Regions from separate parts of the Mus musculus genome. Here all the other regions are linked to region 3. Evidence: chromatin loops called from intact Hi-C (ENCODE). Cell type or tissue: left cerebral cortex. All regions are shown on one strand.

Evidence for each region. Peaks named below come from ENCODE experiments on the same cell type or tissue, not always from the same donor. Only the 100,000 strongest peaks of a DNase experiment are listed, where the experiment ranks them.
Region 1: a loop joins it to region 3, with 3 times the contacts of the local background. A loop is called at or near these places in 5 of 42 quality-filtered maps.
Region 2: it touches region 3 in a loop (2.0-fold over the local background); 2 of 42 quality-filtered maps call a loop at or near these places.

Annotation. Positions count from the first base shown.
Region 1 is chr2:104,418,988-104,426,987 of GRCm38, forward strand. Hipk3 (homeodomain interacting protein kinase 3) reads right to left here. Exons shown (of 16, transcript NM_010434.2): 16 at 7,494-8,000. Among named protein-coding and RNA genes, the nearest start is that of Mir1902, 6.0 kb to the right of the region's middle. In left cerebral cortex, a CTCF peak has its summit at 3,431 (motif pointing left); a DNase peak (open chromatin) is centred at 3,430.
Region 2 is chr2:104,171,262-104,179,261 of GRCm38, forward strand. All of the region lies in intron 16 of D430041D05Rik (RIKEN cDNA D430041D05 gene), which reads right to left. Among named protein-coding and RNA genes, the nearest start is that of A930018P22Rik, 52 kb to the left of the region's middle. In left cerebral cortex, a CTCF peak has its summit at 2,323 (motif pointing right); DNase peaks (open chromatin) are centred at 1,658, 1,858, 2,335, 4,708 and 5 more places; H3K27ac peaks cover 3,807 bases.
Region 3 is chr2:104,329,299-104,337,298 of GRCm38, forward strand. All of the region lies in intron 1 of D430041D05Rik (RIKEN cDNA D430041D05 gene), which reads right to left. Among named protein-coding and RNA genes, the nearest start is that of D430041D05Rik, 77 kb to the right of the region's middle. In left cerebral cortex, a CTCF peak has its summit at 4,818 (motif pointing right); DNase peaks (open chromatin) are centred at 2,169 and 4,824; H3K27ac peaks cover 3,188 bases.

The DNA.
Region 1 (8,000 bases), 90 kb after region 3:
GCAGGTCTCTGAGACCAACTTGGTCTACACAGGGAGTTCCAGGCTAGTCAGAGCTACATAGTAGAACTCAGACTAAGGGAAGGATGGGTGTAGGGAAGGAAGGAGGAAGGAAGAAAGGAAGAACGGACCAACCACGTTCCATGAGGGAAGCATGTCCAATATTCCCAACTCCTTCTGCCAGAACCCTACAAATGAACAAACCTGCAGCTGTGCCCAGATCTGCAGCCAGCACTGCTAGATAAGACTAACATTTTCAGCTCCTAAAACATTGGGGGTTATTTGTTGCCAGAGTACAATTTTTAAAGCCCAGCTAATCGTGAAGAACAGACACAGTGTAGTCAAAAATGATTTTTTAATGAAAAGTTATTGAATTGTCAAATATTCTTTGAATGAAAACCAAGAAGTTATACAATAAGGCTGTGGGGTTGTTATAATTATTTTGGTTATTTGAATGCAGGTTTGAGGAGAGCTAAGAAAGTGTCAACTTTGGCTCCATCATCCTTCCTGGGGATTGGAGTCACAGGCCCCAGCTTCCTAATTTGAATTAGGGACATCAGTGGGAAAGTCTGAATGCAGAGACGGGCTGGATGTGGCTGTACCAGCTGGATGTGGCTTGTACCAGCTGGTTGTGGCTTGTACCAGCTAGATGTGGCTTGTACCAGCTGGATGTGGCTTGTACCAGCTGGATGTGGCTTGTACCAGCTGGATGTGGCTTGTACCAGCTGGTTGTGGCTTGTACCAGCTGGATGTGGCTTGTACCAGCTGGATGTGGCTTGTGAGAGCGGATTACTAAGATTCCAAGACTTCTGGGAGCTACTTGTTAGTCATTCTTCTTAAATTGAATTACAAAAGTTACAATTAGACACCATTAAAAATCAATTGACACAGCCAGTGCTCACAGTCCATGGTTCCAACGTGCATGAATCCCATTTACCACCATTTTAGTTAAGTAACACTAATTTGCCTATAATACAGACTCATTTTTTGTTGTTCTTCCTCCCTCCTTCCTTCCCTACATCCCTCCCTCCCTTAGTCTGGGTCCTACTATATAGTACTGGCTAGCCTAGAACTCCCTGTGTAGACCAAGTTGGTCTCAGCATAGTGTCAATGACCGTATCAGCAACCTTTGTTAACCCTCCAGTCTACAAATCACTAATACACATGCCTCCCACACAGTGGCCAGTCACACAGTTCTTCCAAGACTAGCAACTGCCCAGCTGTCATCAGTTCCAGCAGACAGAGAAGGGTGTGGCTGGGCTTCCTTTCAGTCTTCCAGAGTAATAAGCCTACATAATATTTTACAACACTGGATACTCAAGAGCTGGGGAGGGGGTCTCAGTGGTAAGAGCACTTAGTGTGAAAGCCAGAGGGCATGTGTTCAAATTCCCCAGCAGCCAGGTAGTAGCTGGGCAAAGTTGTGTGTACCTACAATTCCAGCACTGGGGGTGGGGTGGGGGGGTGGGCTGGGAGATGGAGAGGGGAGGCAAAATGATGAGTTTCAGGATCCGTGAGAAGGAACCTGACCTAAAACACAGACAGACAGACAGACAGACAGACAGACAGACACCTGGCATCCTCTTCTGGCCTGTGCCTTTACAAGGGCCTGTGCATATCTACACACATGTACACATAACTACACTACACTACACTACACACACACACACACACACGAGAGAGAGACAGACAGACAGACAGAAACAGAGAGGGAGAGGGAGAGACTGAAGACTTGTCTAGCAAAGGAGAGTGACAACAGAGGCAGGCACTGGAGTAAAGGTAACTGGACTCAGAGAACCAGTAGCTGATGGTGGGAAGGCTGACACATGTGTTGTGCTGTGTGGATTATTCAGATAAATCTTGGGGACCTGGGAAGGACAAATTCATCAGCATATACAAGCAAAGTGGTTCTGTCCAGAAACATGAAGACAGATACTCTATGGAGGAAGCAATCCTGAGAAATTCAGGTTAGAGGAACTGCTGGACAGTGGAGATAAGCAACAGACTAAGTATGAAATCCAAGACATCACAACTTAGTAAAGAACGTAGCAATTGGCCAAGGACAGAAGAGGTGTTGCATAACGGAGGTGGGATAAGATAAACCACTCTTCACAGTGGCAATGTTTTGCATATTACACCACATAAGCCTCTTCTTCCTCGGCTCATTTCTGTAAATACTCCGACCATGATAGGGGCCTTTGTAATACCTTCATAAAGGTCAGGAAACCATTTTAATGTTCTTCTATTGATAACAACCTTGCAGGGATGGCTTGCACTCGCCACTTTACACTAATTGGGCTGTACATCCTGTAATCTCCATGCTTGAGGTTATTTCTGTCTCTGCGAAATGAGGTGTGTTTCTTCATGTTCAATGATAGCAGGCAAGTTGCTTGAAATTTGCCAGTGGATTGGCAAACACTTGACAGGCTGCCTTCTTGGCTGTCTAGAATTAAAAACGTGTTGGAAAACCTGGCATTTGCCTATAATTCCAGCCCTTAGAAGGCTGAGGCCAGAGGAGTATAAATTCAAGACCAGCCTAGGCTACATAGCAAGAACTTAGGTGGGTAGATGGGTGGGTGGGTGGGTGGGTGGGTGGATAGAGATAGATTAGATAGATAGATAGATAGATAGATAGATACATACATACATACATACATACATACATACATACATACATACATACATAGAAAATGATGTTGAAGAAACCATTAATGTAATTTTCACTGAAGTCTCACTATTAGCTGCACACTGTGAACAGGAGAAAATGAGGAAAGCATGTGACAATGCTTGGCCACCATCAGACAGAACAACATGTCACTAGTGAGATGTCCCAACATGACTTATGGGCTTATGGGCACAGGGGCGGGGCACAAACACTCATGTACCAACCATACCTGTTCATCAAAAACATCTTAATAAATCAGTTGTGTTAAAGCAGCTAGTAATGAAATAGTCATAGCCTGATTTTTTTTTTTGTCAAATCATGGCTGGATTATAGTCTTATGCTACATGCATATATGAGAGTTTGGCAAAAATGTAACCAACACCCTTTGATTCCATCCTATGAAAGCCAATGTGGAATTATAAAATATAAGTACTTGCTGTGTGCTACCACATTCTCTATATTCATTTCGAGCAACCCGCCCCCCCTTTCCCTGCAGGTCAGTAAACATTTACTGGACATGGAAGACATAGTCAGGAAATTCTAAAGGGGCAAAACTATGAAACTATGTGGTGGGAGAAGGGTGGGTAAATGCATAGATGTCTTCCTTCAATAGACTTGGGGTACTGTCACTTTTAAAAACTATTTGTAAAAGTAAAAAACCTCTCACATTGTACCATACTGTCCCTGGGACACAAATATACTGCCCTTAGTTCTGCTTTGTTGTTTTAGATATTACAGAACAAATGTTTAGCGAACACTTTCTCCCCCTGCTGGCCATTATATAACATTGCATTATATTGAAGAGAGTGACCAACTGTTAAACTGGATGCTCAGACCATCTCAGGCCTGATTAACTTGCTTGGTGTATGCTATGCATTTCTATTGAATTCCTTGCCAGTATTTGTCTTACTGAAAGACTACTAGTCACTGTCCACTGGATCTGCCATGGCCAGTCACTTGCTGACTCTCAGGCCTGAAGTGGACCCTCCACGCTATCTGTTGGCTTCATCTTTTTTGCAAGCCCTCAGCTCTTTCACTTAACAGAGTAAATTAAAGTCCAACCCTTCTTAAAAAAATCATAATTCAAAAAATGACAAGATAGATTAAATGTAAGCCTCCAAATTCCATTCCACAGCCTTTTCCTATGTGTGTTTGGCCTGCATGTATGCCTGCCCACCACCTGCAATGCAGTGCCTTCAGAAGCAAGAAAAAAGGAGCCAGTTTCCCTGTTGGAGTTCAAGACAGTTGTGAACTACTGCCATGGGGGTGCTGGGAACTGACCCAGAGTCTCTGCAAGAGCAGCCAGTGTTCTTAACTACTGAACCATCTCTGCAGCCCCAAATTTATTTACTTAGAAAATATTTTAGTACCTACTGCAGGCAGACACAAAGCAAATGTCAAAAGTATAGCATCTACAAGATAAAAATGGGTTAAATCCAGAGTTTCCAGTCGGTGAGACATACTGAATCAAAGGAGAGATGGGAGCTATGGTAATGTCTCATAAATACAGGCTAAATAGTGCAGACATTCAACATAAGAAAAAGCATAAGTCAAAATAATAGTATGCATGATATAAAATGCTCAGAAAAAAATGAGATTTATTCATCTATGCACGAGTGCTCTATCTGTACATACACCTGAATGACCGAAGAAGGCATCAAATCCCATTACAGGTGGTTGCGAGACACCATGGGGTGCTGGGAATAGAACTAAGGACCCCCGGAGGAGGAGCTGCTGCTCTTAACCACTGAGCCATCTCTAATACCGCAAAATACACAAAATTTAATATTGTATTTATAAAAGAAAGAGGTGTGGCTTATCAGTTAAGGCTTGTGAAGGACCTGGGTTCACCTTCCAGTATCAACATAGCAGCTCACAACCATCAGTGACTGTAGTTCCAAGGGACATGGCACCTTCTTCTACCCATTACACATACCAGATATGCACATGGTGCACACACATACATGCATGCAAAACAATCAGACAAATGTAAAAATTAAAAATAAGTAAATCTTTTTAAGGAAAAAAAAGTGAGTTCTTTGTATTCTCTGTCTCTAATGCTTAGAACAAAACCAATCACTTTGCATTGAGAGTATGGGCACTGAAACATTGGAGGATTATAAATCATGCAAAAAAAAAACCCAAAAACTTGTTATAAATATCAAATAGAAACAGTAGAAACTGGGCCAACAAAATAGCTCATCGAGTAAAGGCACTTAGCATATAAGCCTGGGGGCCCAAGCCTGGTCCCTGGAGCCAGTGTAGAGATGTATGAGAAAGCCAACTACACAAAGCTGTTCTGATTTTCATATGTGCACTGTGGCAAATGCTCTTGTATACAAACACACACACACACAGTTTTTATTTTTAATTGTCTGCATGTATAGTAACTATTTGAAAACTGTAATTTTTTTGAAGTGTGTTTCTCTGAATTTTCCAGGCATGTGGCAACATGAACAATTCTCTGTGATAGAAAATATACTACTTTTACTTCCTGTGACTATACTTATCATACATAAACCATAGGGTCAATAACATAGGACACTATCACAAGCAGCACAAAACCTCCCATGACAAGGACCAGAGATTTCATATAAAAGCTAAAACTGCAGGAGAAAGTTCTAAAACTTCACACTCAAGAAATGTCTTAGGGAACACAAAGTAAGAAATAGTGGCATATTGGGCTTCATCCAAATTTAAACCTTTGGCTCTTCCAAATACTATGTTAAACTAAAAAAATGCTGGGTGTGTGGTGCACAGCAGACCAGCCTGGGCTACAGAGAGTTCAAGGTCAGACTGGCTATATAATGTGTCTTTTCTCCAGAAAGGGAAAAGGATACATTATATTCATAATACAAACCTCTCAATCAAAGGCATGCACTGGCCTCCCCTTCTTGTATGGACTGCAATACCATTGTAGAGAGTTGTCACGCCTGTAGCCTACTCTCCATGGGTCAACCAGAGTCAAATTTTACAAGACATAGATTGGGTTGCATTTGAGCACCTAAAATCTTTTATAGCTTCTTGGTGTCTGGAATTAAGTCCACACTCCTTCCTTTGGCAGAAGGCTGCATGCCCAACCCCACAGTGGCATTCTGTCTCACCCCACCCATGCACTGAGCTCTCCGAGTGGTCTTAGAAGTGCATGCAGGGGCTTTTTTTTTTTAAAGATGCATTTATTTATTTATAAGATTACATTTATTTTATGTTTGTAAGTACACTGTAGTTGCCTTCACATACACCAGAAGAGGGCTTCAGATCTCATTACAGATGGTTGTGAGCTACCATGTAGTTGCTGGGATTTGAACTCAGGACCTTCAGAAGAGCAGTCAGTGCTCTTAACCTCTGAGCCATCTCTCCAGGCCTGGAGCTAAGCTTTTATGCTGTTACCTCCCTGTGTGGCTAGCAGTCTACATACCTCTAATGTCACACTGTTGGCACTGATTTGCTTGGTCTCCCCACCACAGTGTGGTAAGGCAATGGACCTTCTAATGATAAACACCCAGTACTAGGAACATAGATATGCCCTAGCTATTTTGAATGACTCGTGGTGGACTTACGATGTGCAGGTACTGGCTTAAGCATTCACTCAAAGGTATTTCCAGGCTGTTACCCTTCATCCCCTACAGAAACAATTCCTATAGTCCTAGACCTACTTACATAGCTCAGTACTCCTTGGTATTTATTCCCTGAAGTTGAGGGTCCTTGCAGGCAAAGAACTATAGATTTCATGTAACTCTTAGGCCAGTGTCTGAGCTTTAGTGACAGTTTTTTGTTGTTGCTGCTGTTTGTTTAAGAACCCAACTTCACAATGACTAAAACAAAAATGGAAAGTTAGAAGACAACTAGAATGCTCACATACCTCAAGTGTTAATTAATTCCGGCATTTTGGAATGCTATGTGGTAGTGTCTAAAGAAGTGAAGCATGCATGTCCCCTACAACCTACTAATTCTATACCTGCATATATATGTTGTGTATGCTGCATGTATTCTCCACAAGATGGACAGTAACACTCACAGCCACACTAATCCAAATACCTAAAAGGGCAAACTTACTCAAACCACCGTCAACAAAACTGGTTTATGCAAACAAGAATACTATAGAGCCATGAATATAAATTAATTATGTATAATCTGGAGGACTTTCACCAACAAAACGTTGAAAGCAGCAAACACGAAGACAACTCATCTATTTTATACTTCAGTTAAAAGCTTATGGAGAGAGAAATCTGTATTCAGTGGTGTGTTTTGGCTTAGCTCTAGATTTGATCCGAAGCACCAAAAGTCCCTAATCACTTTTCCGCTCTAAGAAATGCTCTCCCGCACGCTTGCCTGCAGATCTGTGTCTGAAGTTAAGGACCGGAGAATAAGATGCCATTTGAGAAGTTAACTGGAACTGACTTGGGGCAACCACGTTCTTTCAAAGTCCCATGTTGTACTTTTCAAAAACCATGACTTCCCTTGTCCTCCACCCATGGATAGCAAACAGAATGCTTCCCTCAGAAATATTTGAGAAAAATCAAATTTTCAAGAAAAATGGCCCACGGTTATGCTGTGGTTTCAGGTGTTTCTGGCACACTGTGCCAGATGACAGTTTGAAGAGAAAGGAGGGAAGCAGACTCGTGGTTGGCCTGGCTCAATCTGATGCACACTGGCTGGCAGCCAGACTCTGGGCACAAACAAGTTGTACTGTGTCCTCCTCACCTAGCAAAATTCCTAACCCAAGGTGGCTCTGCCTCAAATGAAATGTCAACACTGAGGGAACTGGGTAATGACAATCTTTCCCACCACTACCCCTAAGAAGTACTGGAGTGGAAAAAAAGCCAGCAAGCTGTTTGCCGCAATATATATATTTTAATTCAAAGTGAATCAACAGTAATACACCATAAATTCTTATTTTGACACTCACCAAAATAGTCACCTGGAAAACCCGCTTTTTGTGACAAAGTACAGAAGGCTTGGTCACATTTAAATCACTGAGAACTAGAGAGAAATACTATCGCAAACTGTAATAGACATTACATCCATAAAAGTTTCCCCAGTCCTTATTGTAATATTGCACAGTGCAATTGCTACATGGCAAACTAGTGTAGCATAGAAGTCAAAGCAAAAACAAACCAAAGAAAGGAGCCACAAGAGTAAAACTGTTCAACAGTTAATAGTTCAAACTAAGCCATTGAATCTATCATTGGGATCGTTAAAATGAATCTTCCTACACCTTGCAGTGTATGATTTAACTTTTACAGAACACAAGCCAAGTTTAAAATCAGCAGTAGAGATATTAAAATGAAAAGGTTTGCTAATAGAGTAACATTAAATACCCTGAAGGAAAAAAACCTAA
Region 2 (8,000 bases), 160 kb before region 3:
AAAATAAACACCCTTGTCCCCCAGATGCCGTGCTCACGGTGTTCCGTCACAGCGACAGAAACCCCAACTAAGACACTGTCTCATGAATTCCAACTGTCCTAGGAAGGGCCACATCCCTCCTAACACCACAGTCCTTTGAGTCATCTGATGTCCACCTAGGAAGGGAAACACCTTCCAAACCCTCTGCCTGCAGAAGGGGGTCATGCTTGTTCTGGTTTTAATGGGACAAATACCGCTTTCAGCCTTAGTTGCTCTTTAGGCTGTGTTAAGGAGACAGCAATTAGTAAAATTGTGACCTGACCCCAAAGGACTATCCTTCAATGACTATAAGCTGGCAGAGGTGAGAAGCTGACATGCCAGGTATTGTTCCCAGAGCTTTGCATACACTGACATTTTAACTCTTACGATAACCTACTGCAATATTAACACGTATGATTATTTTTATTGTACAGATGAGAAAGATAAGGCACTGAAAAGTCAAACAAAGCCCTCGTCCACTGTACACACACAAACAGAACTTTTCCCATCCCATAGGTGTGTGCTCTGATCAAAGCAGGAACAGTCTTCTGAGACAAGGACAGAGATACAATAATTACTAAGATTGTCTCAGAGACCATGAGGATAGATGCATCACTATATAAGCAGAAGTGCTTCTCAGCAATATCTGTCAATAAGCAGTTAGCTGTTCCCAACTGCTCCTTGGGGGTTATGAACTCCTCTGGGGTTCCGTCTGGGTTATGCCATCCATAGCCCTCAATCCAGAGCTCTATGTCTGAAGCCATTGATCAGCTGCTAAGTGAAAGAAATCCATATAGCGGGTGTTCACGTTTGCTTGAGGACCTGTGCTATGCTTGCCCTGTGAGGAGGAGTCTACCGCATGTATTGCCTTGCTTAGCCTCACAGGTACATAAAACAGATGTGTCCATTTTCAGATGGCGGTACTGTGACCACTGGTTTACTTGGCCCTTGCCCCTTCCCTTCCCTTCTGTTCACTTATGATGTCTTATGCTTAGACATACACATATGAAGCCTTCCCACATTGATGGTGGGCTTGAGTGCAGAGTCTGTCTGGAGTCGTATTTGGGAATGAGAATGTATATTTAAGGCTATTTAACCTGCAAGTTAGCGTATTTACTTCTCAACTTCCTAGTGAAAAATCCTGGGAAATTATTTGTGTGTGTGTGTGTGTGTGTGTGTATGTGTGTGTGTGTGTGTGTATTAATCGAAGTATACTTTAGAAATTCTGAAAGGAGAAAAAACAATGAAGGAATGGCTGCTAATAATAAGAAATAGAACGCACAGATAAGCCAAACAAAGAAAATCAAACCCATTGTAATCTGCCAGAATGACTACAGCTAACACTGTGACCTCTGTGTATGTCCTTCCAAATGTTTCTATGCATAGGGAAGAGGTTATAGATCATAAATGCCCAACACCTCCAATCCCCGACCCCAGACAGAACAGAGAATGACACGTTGCCCGTGACAGCCTTCCCTTCTAAGGCACTCGTACTCCGACATCAAATCCTCTGGTTTTTGTGATAGAGAACAGGAAGTGGGGGCAGCAAACTTGAGAGAGGAAGGGTGTGGACTGCAGGGTTTTTAAAGTAGGCGTTTTCTAGAGAAGAACAAAAGTAGCTGTGACGTGTGAAGGAGAGAACTTAAAAAGGACCACATCTTAGTCAGGGGTTCTCCTGCTATGATAAATATCATGGCCAAAAGCAAACTGGTGGAAAGGGTTCGTTTGACTTGATCTTCACTTTACAACCCACCATCAAAGGAAGTCAGGTCAGGCCCTCAAGGCAGAAACCTGGAGAGAGGACCGAAAGCAGAGAAGGAATAACAGACACTGGCTTGTTCTCTATGGATGGTGCTCAGCCTGCTATTGTTGTAACCAGGGCCATCTGCCCAAGCTGTCACCACACACAGTGAGCTGGGCATGCCCACATCAAGCACTAACTCAGAAAGTGCTAAGTAGACTCATCTATAGTCCAACATTCTGGAGACACTTTCTCAGTCGAGAGTCCCTTTTCCCAGATGACTAGCTTGTGCTAGCTAATACGACATAAAACTAACCAACATGACCTCTGAGTATGATATCACATGAAAAATATGAATTGAGGATTAGAGATGTTTACAAATTACTGCTGTTAGCATAGTTCTTTGGTTTAGATACTCTTTCAAAATATCCTGTCTGTATTACGATTTTATAAACAGAAAATAAGCGGACACATGTATGTAAATGGATACAAATATGTAAAGTTTTAAAAAGTTTATTTAACTTTTATTTATGTGTATGTATGTGTGTCTGTGTGAGGATATGCCACATGCATGCAGGTGCCCTCAGAGGCCAGAAGAGGGTGTTGGAACCTTTGCAAATGGAGTCCAGGTGGTTGTAAGTCAATCTGATGTGGGCGCTGGAAGAACAGCAAATGCTCTCAACTGCTGAGCCATCTCTCCAGCCCCATGTAAAGCTTAAAAAATACACATTTGTGTGTCTATATATTATTATTATATAAGTACTATATATAATATTATATGTCAATGAATATCACTCATAAGAAATATTTTAAAGAATTTCATAACCATATTATATGGAATTTTAAGATTATACTTAATATAGCCTACTCTTTTCGATGGTCATCTGATATCTCACTATATAAAGCAAGCTGTAAAAGATATTCTTGTGACTAAACTTGTATATAGCCATGTGTTTACCCCTAGGCTAAATTCACACAAGTGAAATTGTTGGTATAGAGAATATGCATATATTTAAGGTTTGGGGTAGTTATGAATTTTCTCGTGGTAGATTACAACCTATAGAAGAAATCAAGACCATTCTTTCTCCCCTGAACACAGGGGCCCTGGTTTTGGGTGCTCTGCTGCCCTCACACAGGACAATCACCTGCAGTTCTAATCACACTGTTTTCTTTCTTTAAAAGAACTTTCTATATTTGGTTTCTTTATTATTTTATGTGTTGAAGTATTTTGCCTAGGTGTGTGTGTGTGTGTGTGTGTGTGTGTGTGCATGCGCGCACTGTGTTCATGCCTGCAGAGGTCAGAAGGAGTTGGATCCCCTAGAACCTGAGTTACAGACAGTTGTGAGTGGCCAGGTGCATTCTGGGAATTGGTCCTGGGTCCACTTGAAGAGCAGAATGTATTCCTTATTACTGAGTCAACTCTTGGGCCCTACATGTTATTTTCCAAAGAGCAAGGGAGTCTCATACAGCAAGGCTGCCTACACAGTGGGTAAAAATTTATGTGACCTCAGTTTCTTTCTGAAACTCCCTGGGAACAAATTTGAGGGACATTATAGCTCTGCTAGGGACTCCATAGGACATATGAAACTACTTCACAAACTTAGTCCTACTGTTTGGCCTTGGGGAATATTTTGTAGCCTGAAGTCTTCAACAAAATTAATAACTAGTTTTGAAAAAAATACACTAATGGAAAGATGAGCTACTGACCAGCAGAAAATATTAGAATCTATATTCAGGATATGTAAATGACATTGATAAATGAATAAGAGATATCCAGTTTAAAAATGGTACATTATGCTTGAAAAGATACCTCAACAAAGGACATTATCAAAATGTCCAATTTGCAGGTATCATCAGTAACTGGGAAAATTGTATCCCTTCAGATTCAGTAGAATGAGTTAAATAAAAACAGTCTAATAACAGTGAATGCTGGTGAGGCAGAGAAATAGGGTTGAATAGTCATTGCTGGCGAGAGGGAAACGGTTTGATGCTTTCTAGGTTTGCAGTTTAGAAAAAAAGTCAGACCTGTGTATCTACTCTACAAGCCAGCAACTTTATTCTGGGTTGTCTGAAACAGATGAGGGCATGTTTACAACATAGCTAAGTTCTCAGCGTATTCTTCATACTAGGTCTAAAGTGAAAACAACCTGAATATCCCACAATAGGGTGACGAATAAGCACAAGGCATTGGGTTTTTATGAGAACAGTAATAGAAAAGAACAAGACACTGGTAATGCAGTGGGATAGGCGAAGCTGATCTGGAGAAGTCAGACACATAGTACGTACTCAACAATTCATTTAGAAGAGTCCAGGAGAAGCAGGGCTGTGATGGTGGATATCAGATAGGCAGTCGCCCCTGGACAGGTAGTGCTTGAAAGAAGAGAGAGGGAACTATCTGGGGTGTATGAGAGAGAGGAAAATGTTTCGTATTTTGATTAGGCTGATGGTCACAAGGGTATGCCCATTTACTGCAGATATGAACAGTTTACTATAATATATCAGTTTCACCATGATAAAAGAAATAAAATGGGTTGGAACAGCATAGCTGGTTTGGTGGGGGCTGCTCAAGGAAGATCTGCCTAAGGAGGTGATATTACCGAAGACCTGAAGGCAAAGGGGCTGGCTATGTACTTACTACAGGGCAGTCTAACAGAAAGTCTTACGGTAGGAAAGGGCTTGGAATGTGCAACAGAGAAAGGACCATTATGGAATGAAATTGTGACCCCCAAATTCATACCCTGCAGTGGTACTCCCCAGGACCTCAGAATGTGATCCTGGTTGGAAGGTCAGAGTTTTAGAGGTTGATTAAGTTAAAATGAAGTTATCTGAGTGCACCCTAGCTCAACAGTACAGATGTCTCTCTAAGGGTGGACATATGGACACAGACATCCACAGAGGAAGACAGCGTGAGCACTTGGCAGGACTTCCATCCGCACACCAAGGAGGGAAGAGATTCTCTCCACCGCTCCCTACAGCAAACGAGTCCTGCTCACACGGTGACCCAAGACTTTGAGTCCCTAAAGCTCTGAGGACGCCAACTTCCCTTGTTGACACCATTTTGTGTCCTGGCAAACCAAGACATAACCTTGTGGCTGAAGGCCAAATTGTCAGAATTGGGACTGACCCGACAAGGTCCCAAAGGCCACAGTAAGAAGGCTGGACTGTTTTCAAAGGGCAATTGCAGACACCTAGAGACTTCTAAGCAGGAGGGAAGCGTGGCTGGAATTTATGGGGAGTTACTTAGGAGGCTCTTGCAATGCTCCAGGCAAGAAGAGATGGCAGGCGTTTGATGAGAGTGGTCATGGGCAGAGACAATGCCAGTGAGTTCCAGACATTTTGGCAAAGGACCAGCAGTGCTTGTTGATGGATTAGAAGCGGGGGGGCGGGGGGGGGGAGGGGGACGCATGCTATTTCTCCGGAGCTAATGTGTGTGGCTCTCTTCTTTGAGGTCCCTTCTCAGAAGCCACCTTCCTGAAGACCTTTACGTTTGGCTGAGACAGCAAGATCCGCTCCTGTCATTCTCTACAGCCTCAGCTTCTTCCTGGCCCTCCAGTGTCCCTCTGGCATGCCCGTGTCCATCTCTGTGCCTTTAATTCTGTTCTTCTCCTGGACTGAGTCCCCAGATGGCATGTAGTGAGACCACAACAGATATTCATGGAATGAAATGGTGCAAAAATAGTTTCGAAGCCCTAAAGAACAGCCAGCTAAAGGTCGTTAGCAGGAAAGATGTTTTCACAGTTTTAGGACGAACGAGACAGTCATATTGCAAGCGAAACTTTCAAAAGCATGCAATCTAGAATCCCAGGCACGGGCCCCAACGTAGAGGAATGTTTTACAGGTCTCTACTTTCCAGATTTGCTTCACCAGAACACTGCACTTCAGAATGCAAGACTTTGAAAAGCCCCCACCCTTGCCTCCAATTTGCCACAAGACTGTTTTCTGCCTGGTGCTAATCGGCAGCTCCACCCTGCCAGGAGAACAGTCTCCACAGATCCGACATCTGCCTGGCAAGGGCCCAGAGCAGGCTGAGGGTGGACCCCAGGCATGAGAAATGTATCTGGTTCCCTGTCTCTCTCCACCAATCACGGTCCCAGAGCCCACACAAAACACGGCAGTTTCCCCCTATTTCATGCCTGCTCTGGATCTCGCAGGCCCATGTGCCTGCCTGCCTTGCCGGAAGCAGGGATATATTTAGAAAGCTACTTCTGGAAAACAAACTCCAGGGGCTCTGCCTTTGTGGAAGGCTGACAGAGGAGTGGGGAGGCCTTTGCAGCCACTTCCTTCTGAGCCCACATCGCAGACGAGTCTCCACCAATAAAACGAGACTGGCTCTTAGTGGCACAGGTTGGGGTCTAAGGAGTTTGGTGACTTCTCTCTTACAGAAATCCCCATTTCATTCCGCTGGCCCACTGGAATCATCTAGGCCACAGAGTGAGGAGACAAGTGTGGTTTCTGCATTCTGGGTGAGCTGAAGAGACAGGATGTGGTTTCCTAATTGACTTTTAATCTTCCAGGCAGTGAAAACTGAGACCGCACAGACAGGACAGTGAGAGACAGAGGTATCCAAGTCTTCACGGTCATTTCTGCTCCTGTGCAAAGCTCTCTAGCATGCGGCAGGAGCCTGATGGGGCAGACTCCAGCACTTCTGTCCCATAGGCGGCTGCTCTTCACATGCAGTGGGGGTTTAATACTGAGTGGGTTAAAATATCCCACTGGCCCACACTGTTTGGGAAAGTATGACCTTAGAGGTCACCTTGGGTGGTGTATCCATGTGCTGGAGTAACAGGAAAGGTCTCGGGTCCCCATCACCAAACCCATCTCCAGTCACACCATACCCGCGAAGGCTCCCTTTGGGTATGGTTAGAACTTTCCTTGGTGTAGAATACACTTCACAGCAGATGGAAGATGCCTACAGGACTGGGATAGAAAGACAGAAGACAAGGGATCGCTCACCCCTGGTGGAGTCTGAAAGCCATGGGTACCACTGTTTCCTGCCTCCCACCTCCATACAGCATCACCAGCATCAGCCCGTTTGTTCTCACGGTAATCCCATGTGGTAGGACCACATGCATGCCCATTTTATACACAAGCACCCTAAAGAACAGGCAGGTGAAACAACTACTCATAATTCACACAGCTAGGTGGTAGTTCAGCTCCAGAAACCACAGCACAGTCCCCTGTGTTGCTTGTGAGCTTTGAAGGTAATCTATAAGCCAAAGTCACCCAAATAACACTAGTTTTAACTGTTTCAAACAGGAGTCAGTCTGAAAGCATCACAGAAAGCTGCTTTGTGTTTTACTTTGAGATTAATCACCAAGGCTGAGCTGGTGCTGCAGGCCAGGAAGGGACAGGGAGGACCTTGTCTGTGAGTCAGCACTCCTTCATAGCTGACAGACTGTCCCCACGTCTACCCAGATACGATCTTCCTCCTCTTCAGCCTTGCAAAGGCCAGACAGCTGCACAGAATATCTTCGGCACCACCTCTTTCAAATCCACCTCAGATGTACATAGTTCCAACTTAGCATGGGCTTCCCAATACCACAGGCACCACGCTGGTGTCCTGGTACCATCTCAGGCTGGCTGCTTCCTGAGTGGCCACCCAAAGAGGAGACTGAGTGACATGAAAGGGAACAATGCCATGGAGGAGTGTGCTGGACTCCTTCCTTAGAGAAGAGCCTTCCTCATGCAGCCTGCACTGTGACAGTCGTGGCATCTGTCCTTCCCTTCCTGTGCTCTCATTTGGTTCTGCTGCTGTGATAAAACACTGACCAAAAAAAGCACCTCGGGGAGGGAGGGCTTTATTTCATCTTATGCTTCCAGGCAACAGTCCCATCACTGAGGGACATCAGGGCAGGTGCTCAAGGCAGGAACCTTTAGGCAGGTGCTGAAGCAGATGCTATGGAGGAGAGCTGCTTCCTGGCTTGCTCAGCCTGCTTTCTTGTGATAAATAATCTTGGCCCACCTGCCCAGGGTAGCACCTTCTACATTGGGGGCAGGGCCTTCAAGTCATTAATCAAGAAAATGTCTCACAGATGTGCCTACAGGCCAAGGTGATGGAAGCTGTCTTAGGGTTTTACTGCTGTGAATGGACACCATGACCATGACAACTCTTATAAAAATAAGTTTAGTTGAGGATGGCTCACAGGTTCAGAGATTCAGTCCATTATCATCAAGGCAGGAGCATGGCAGTATCCAGGCAGGCATGGTACAGGCAGAGCTGAGAATTCAACATCTTCATCTG
Region 3 (8,000 bases):
GAACTCTTTCCATGTGAAGTGACAGAAGAAAGGAGACAGTCGAGAGCTGAAGGGGAGGAAGAGAAAGCTGTCTCAGACAAGACCACGTGGGACAAAGGACCACAGCTCAGAAGCACATAGAGTGCAGTAGGGCTGGTTGTTTGAGATTTGCAAGAAGATCAATGGAGCTCCATCAAAGACTTGGAAGCAGAGCAAATTCTGGATTAAGAAGGCTGGGCTGAACCTTAACAGCATCATGGAAGTCCCACGCAGCAGAATTGAGCTGGCCAAAATAGGGAGAATTATGAGGACCCAAAAGAGACTCAAAAGCCTTGGTGAGAAGTCCAGGCTTTGTCATAAAGCTGTCAGAAGTCATCAGAAAAGTTGAGGCAGGAAATGATCTACTCAGATGTGTATCTGGAAAAAGCAGTGTAGAAAAACAACACAGGATGGGGATGTTAACACATGTCAAGAGGTGAATAGCACTCAGAGAAACAGTGCAGATTCACAAAGGACATTGGGGGGTGGGGAGGAAGAAGGAGGAGAGAAAGTCACACACAGGGACAAACCGAGAAAGAGAGCACTCAGCAGTTATTCATGCTAAGACATATCACCAACACGGATGTAAAGGGAGACAGAATCTAGCTCACTTTTTGTATATTTGTGTGATATCTGGCACACAGTAGACAATCAATAAATGCTTGTTGGTTGAATGAATGAATGAGTAAATGAATGGATGGATGAATGAATGAATGCCCAAAGGCACAGATGGAAAAACGAATGATAAAATGGCAGAGGACATAGAACAAATGTAAGAGAGAGAGAGAGAGAGAGAGAGAGAGTGTGTGTGTGTGTGTGTGTGTGTGTGTGTGTGTGTGTGAGAGAGAGAGAAAGAGAGAGAGAGAGAGAGAGAGAGCTTCCAGGTGAGAGGCTGGGATGCAGTGTGGTAGGCTGTCCATTCACCACACATCTGGAACTACTCTTACCGCCTCGTCTTTATCTCCAGAATAAACTCATACCCTCCAGCTGTGAGCCAAAGTAATGAAAAGATTATGGTCTGTGGAGTCTGGATGGCCCTCTTTTAAATCACTGACCCAGCACTTGCAGCTGGATGAATGAGTTCCTGGGCAACTTTCTCGTTTGGAAAAAGAAGATGTCTGCTCAAAAAAAAAAAAAAAAACAAAAAAAAAACAAACGATCGCAGGGATCAAACATGAGGGTGTGCCAACCAAGTGTCTGGCACAGGGTGGGGACTAAATTAATATTTCTCCATCCTTTCAATTGATTCATCCCCTTCCCACATGGCACTAGCATAGAACTCCAGAAATATAGCCCACAGAGAGAAAATGGTTCTAACACTTTCTCTGGAGCAAACTGGAGACTTTTCAACAGTTCCAACTTATCACAATAGGCAAGGATTGGGGAGGTGGCTCAGTTAAGAGAGCTTCCCTGACATGCTCAAGGCCTTGGGTTCAATTCCCAGCACCAAAAAAACTAAGCCTAGTGGTTTATGACTATCATCCTATCACTCAGGAGGTAGAGGTAGGAAGACCAGAGGTCCAAGGTCCTCTACTATACACTGCCCTGTTTCAAAATTATTGTTATTATTATTATTATTATCATTATTATTAACAATAACAACAATAATAGGTAGAGTTGGCATGATCCCATCAGCAGCTACTGAGGTACTAAACAAGAAGAATAAAGTAATTGTTTAAAGAGAAAAGGCATTGTTTGGATCAGATGCCGTAGACAGTAATATAAGCTAACATGAGACAGTCTTCTTTGTCATACTTACCCAAGCAGAAAAAAAGTCAGGTTCTCTATGATCTACGATTATCAGTCAGAAAAATAATCCTGGATTTGAGCTCAGTCAATCCTCTGTGGTAGCCTTTAGCTTAGCCTGATCACAGATGCTTGCCTGTCACCTTCTCATCCTGGGCAACACAGCTGCGGGCTTGGCTGCTCCTTCTCAGTGGGGTTGGTCTTTAGTATTTTTATTACCTATGATTCTGGGTGTGGTTTGGTGGTAACCAACACTAATATATATGACCACACCATCCACTTCTTTTGCTACGAATTACTCACACTGGCTAGAACAAAACGGACAGAGTTTAACTCTAAAGGGGAGAATGGCTAAGAGGGAACCATGAGTCAACAGCGAAGCTGAGTGTGGTTCCGGGGACTGGGTGTGAAAAGGAAGGCAGTGGCATTTCATGACGCTCACATGCCAAGCGATTTTTATATATGGTACCTCACATAGTTCTTAGAATAGCCCAAAGAGGGAGGTACTGCATTTAGATCAATGTAAGGCATCATTAAAAAGAAAAAGATGTGTTAATTAAACCATGATGAACATTTGGATTTCAGAGATGTTAAAAATGTTTAAAGAAAGTGGGTCTGAGAACCAAGCAAATGTAGCACTAACTTTCATTATATGTGTAAGAAAACTGCAAGACAAAGAAGGCCCTTGCTGGAGGTCAGTGAAATGCAGGTCTGGGTATGGCGTTTAATCTTCAGTGTCAACTTGGCTGTATGTGGAATCATCTGGGAGACGCACATCTAGGCTCATAAAGCTATGTCCAGAGAGGTTTAGCTGAGGAAGAGCAGCCTTTAGATCCACATTGTCAGCACCATACCATAGACTGGGGTCTCAGATGGGTATCAGTGAGCAGGGTTCCTGACTTCGGATGCAGTGTGTTCAGCCATCTCACATTCCAGTGACACCTAATGCTGGCTCTATCACCATGCCTTCCTTCCACTCAAACCATGAGCCAAAAGAGACTGCCCCTTCCTTGAGTTGCATTTGCCAAGTGTTTTGTTAAAGTAAATGAGAAACTCCACAAGTACCTAACCAGTACCTTTGTACCTCACCAGTCTAATACTCAGAGAGCTCAGGCCTCTAACCACTGAGGGCACTGTCTCTTCCCACTGCTGGCTCCTGGCGAATAAAGTAAAAATATACACGGGGTGATGATAAAGACAGACATAAGTTGATCATAATAATTCTCATTATTTGAGAAAAACAACAACTATTTTCTCAGGAAATTGAAAGCTCACCCTAGTACAAAACTGATGTTGCATAGGGATATATACAGACGCTTTTACTGAGACGCCCAAGGAGCAATTAGGAGGCTAATGTATAAATATACAGTAGTGAAGACCACTTTCCATGACAAAGATCCTATCGTCAAGAAAGCCACCTTACAAGTCCATTCCATGGCAGAAACCAAACGTTCAAAGAAGTCGATAATGTTACTGTAATCACCTTTCCTAAATATTACTGATAGCTATCCAGTTTTTTACTGGAAACAGAGCTATTAGATTGTACATAATACCCTGCTGATTGGTAAGCTGCCTGCACAGTCTTCTGATTTTTAAGTAGGAATTGGTAGCAGGCTAAATGATCCAGACATTCAGTGGAATTAAACGTACACCATCCTGTCTTCAGAAAAGTCTCCATGGTTTTGGCCCTAGCTTGGGAGAGGCTCAGCCATCATGAACCAGTAAGGCAGAATCTGATTTTCTTCAGCGTTTTAGACTGACGAGACAGACAGCTCAGCCTAAGGCTTATAGCCAGCTGGAAGACTCTCTAGCTGGGTGACCCTAGACAAGCTGAATTCTCTACATGCCTCAGTAGTAACATGTCTGTAAAGTTTAATGGTATCTACCTCCCAGGGCTCTTATGAATTACAGAGAGAGTTCGCATAAAAGACTTAGCACATCTGGCATGTGGTGTATACTCTATAAATGTTGGTGGATTTTACTGTTTGGGTAGATTATTCTTACCCTATAATTCATTTAACAATAGTGACACTCAGGCCCTTTGGGAGCAGAGGCTGCACAGGTGTAAGCCAGTCTCCTGTTCAGGTATGAGAGAGAACTAAATGTCTGGGGAATCTCCAGGTTCAGAGAGTACCTACAAACTCAGTGCTCCGATGCCTGTGTGCCGCAGCGGGCAGGCTGGTGTGGAAGGAGGGTCAAACTTTAGAGTCGAGTCATTTAATTGCTCAAATCCTAGCTTATCGATCACCTGCCTCAGTGCTTCGAACATCTGGGTGAAGCTCTTTGTAGTCGTTTATAAGTGGAGATGTGATGTTGCTGTCATTGCGCATGTGTGGAAGGAGCTGGGCATACCATAGATCCTAGTCACACAGCAGACATTGTTGAATGGCTGGCCTAACACCCTTTGAATACTGACTTCCCTTTTATTGAAAAGGTGACCTATACTTTTCCATGGAGGGGGGGAAGCATTTCTTTGGGAAACATGAAGTAGAATGATTATTCTCTAGAAATGGAGAATTACGTATATAGATGGATCCTCCACATCAGCTTAATGTTATTCTGCTTATATTTAAGTATGAAATTTCACTGCAGAAAAGTTTTAAAAATAGAAATAAATAAGTGAAAAAATTACTATCCAATAACCCCTCTTTGCCAAGACAACTATATGTGACATCTTGGTGTCTGTCCCTCCCAGAGTATTTTTCTCTGCATGCAAATATGCATTTTTAACCATGTCACACAGCAAAAACAAGGAACCCCATTTTCCTCACACCCTCACCAGTCCTTGCAAAGCACTAAATGTCAACGCTTAAAGGGGATTTTTGCTTGTGTTCTTCAGCAGAAGCACAAGAGGTAAGAACGATCCTTTTAATTAGCTATCCTTTCCCAAAGCTGACGCCCCTTCTGTATGCATAAATCTTCCTGTAACCAGCATTATGTCACGAGTGCCATATTTACACACATATTCACATTCATAGACATGCTCACGTCTATCAAACCAGTGGACATACAGAGAATCAAGCAAGCAGTGGATGTGTTAGCACACGGATGTTTTTAACCAGCAGATGGCTCTGATATACCAGGAACCCACTAACACTCACCCCCATCTACAGGAACACACCCATATAAGATCTGTCCAACAGAACCTTTTCCTACCCACAATCCATCATCAGGACACCAGGCTTGGGCTGCCCTGCTGTGTAACAACCAATCTCCTCAAAATCAGGTGCACACCACGTGCTCACCTGTTTCCCCTCCCCCCTCACCTTAGCCTCAGGCTCCCAATCCCTCCCACCAAAGGTCACCAATGAAAAGCCAGTTTTCTACTTCTACTCCTGTAGAGTGGAGGGCCTTCTCCAAAGAACCAAGGACTGCCTGGTCCTTGCCGTTAGGGTAATGTGTAAGCCCCACCCAAGGCAGCCATGATTCCTGAGTCAAATGTTTTAACCACTTTCTTTGAAAGGAACTGCTCTGGTGAGTAGAGGGCATGGTGAGGAGCCTGACCAGGGTGGGGATGTGCTTTGGGCTGCTGAGGGAGAGACAAAATAAAGATACAAGGAGCAGGTAGGATGGAGATGTTTCTACAACCCAGAGTAGGGAAAGGTTTGATGGATTATGTGAAATGGGGACACCATGAATCACAATCAGTTTCTCATATCCTCCAGGACACTGCTGCTTCAGGTCCCCAACTCCTTCCACAATTGTGACAAATGAGAAGTACTATGTCATGCTACTAATAGGACATTGTTGTTCTAAGCAAACTCTCCAATCATCATACACAGGCCTTGTGTGAGACAGCACACAAAGAAGTAGCCAAAGGCAACGTGACATTAGGAGGCAGATCTGTCCAGTAAGAACATCTAATGTGTAATCATTCCCAGAGTAGTTGCCACAAAGCACACTTCAGAAGAACCTGCCACGCTCTCTCAAAACAAACTCATGATAAAGGGGGGGCAGCGTCGTGTGTGTGTGTGTGTGTGTGTGTGTGTGTGTGTGTGTGAGAAAGAGAGAGAGAGAGAGGGAGGGAGAGAGAGAGAGGGAGGGAGGGAGAGAGAGGGTGAATAAACCCAAATGCATATGAATGTTATGAATGTGACACTGTCACAGCACCGCCCCCCCCCCAGGGGCAGGAGCACAGTGTCTGGACTGGCCAGTGAAGCCTGACACTCTTCATCATGATTATCAATTTCAGTTGCTGGAATGTTGAGACACCCCCTGCACTAACATCCAAATGCCCACATTTATGCATTTTTTAAAAAGCCCATTTTGTAACAGCTGGCAACTGCAATCAAAACTGGGAGATCCAGAATTATTAAAAAGAAAATGTTAGAATCCTTATAGTGCCTTCCTACCGTGCCAGCTGTCACTTTCAGGCCCACTGTTTCCCCAGGTCTCGGTCTTAGACTCTCAATATTAACACTTAACTCTATAATTTTGAAGACATAACTCAGTGGGGAGAGTGCCTGTTTCACATGCATGAGGCCCTGGGTTTGAGCCTTAACATCACAGAAGAAAAAAAAAAAAGACTTATAAAGAGAGAAGAAGAGGGGACTAGGCTGGAGATACGTCTCAATTGGTTGAGTGCTTCCCTGGTGTACATGGGCTTGATTCAGCACAATTCTTCCAGGGGAGGGTCTAAAACACCAACCCAGCCTCAAGACCTTCCACCTACAATCTGTCCTGCCAACATGATGCACTGGGGTAAAGGTGGCACAGAAATTGTGTGAGTGGCTGACCAATGACTGGTCCTGACATGAACCCCAGGTCTCCACATGCGTGCATACAATGTGTGCCCATACATATGCAATCGTGCACAGCATACACAAATAGAAAAGGGGGACAAACGAGTGGCAAAATAGCCTCCTTACAGGAGCTCTACCGTGTTCAGTACATTCAATAAGCTAATTACACTCTCATTAATGTGCATGCATGGAATAGGCAGCTGAAGGTGCACACAGATCGTTATGATAGTCCCACAACCCCCACCTCCAGCAAAGCTCAGCTGCCCTTGGGGAAAGGTAAATTAGGCCATCAATATGAGCTTTGTAAAACTGAAAAAGCCATTTTGTTCCCTGCTCAAATTATAAGTCACCTATTAAACTGAGTTTCGTTTCTCCTCTCTTCATTTTCAATCCACATCCATCATGAAACCTCTCAGCCAACTAAAGAGGGGTCCCCTTGGTCAGTAATTGAATACCTTTATCTGCCCCATAACACAGCTCCCACCTGGCCTGAGAAATGACGTCTTTATCCTGACCATCACTTACAGATCTAGCCACTGCTGATTATTAATTCTGGTAATTCTTAGGTCATTTTAAACATGAGTTTCCACTGATCCTGTTTCTTGGAAAGACCTAGTTAAAATTTCCCCCAAACTCCTAACATATATCTAGTAAAGTGACGCCTCAATAAAAAACAAAACCCTGTAGAGAAGTAAGCCAGCTTCTCAGCATGGCACTAACACGTAGCCTTGTGACCTCCAACTCTTCCAGAAACTTTTGTGCATTCTAAAGCCTCACACTTCAACAAGCTTTTTAGCTGCTCCTAAACTATGAAGAAACATTCAGAAAATCACCCTGACATGGTGGTATTTATCTGTAATTGTAACAGAACCACACCATAAGCTGGACCCAAAAAATACTGAAAGATATGCATATACGTACATACCTATACTTTTTTTTGTTTTATTTTTGCATGAAGTCTTGCTGATATACTCTAGCCTACAGGCATCTTACCCCTTCCTGACTTTCTAAATATTATGTTGAAAAGCATTTTCTGCAGTGATGGAGTGTTTTTATAATTTCACTATGGTAGCCACTGGCCGAGAGTGGATAGCAAGCTCAACGGAAGCACTGAGCCCTCCATTGTATTTAGATTCAAGTCATCACCACGAGTGACGGTGGCTACCATTTTAGGCAGAGCCATTTGCAATCATTGTTAAGGTGGGCAAGCAAGGGAACTGTCCCGGTGAATGAGTTCTGTGGGTGGAGCAGCTTTCTGATAAACTAAGAACCTCACTCCCTTGCTTTGCAAGTGCTTTTCGGGCTTTTATAAGACACCAATTCTTTTTCACCTTATTTCTCTGTCTTTCCAAAGCACATTTCTTCTATGGCAATGTCACTGCAGTAGACATTAGCATGGGTGTCTTTTTAAAATACAATACACCCATGTACTCTCTTAAATAGCATTCACTGAGTATAATTTAATCTTTTCTGTAGGCCTCAGGGTCACTGCTA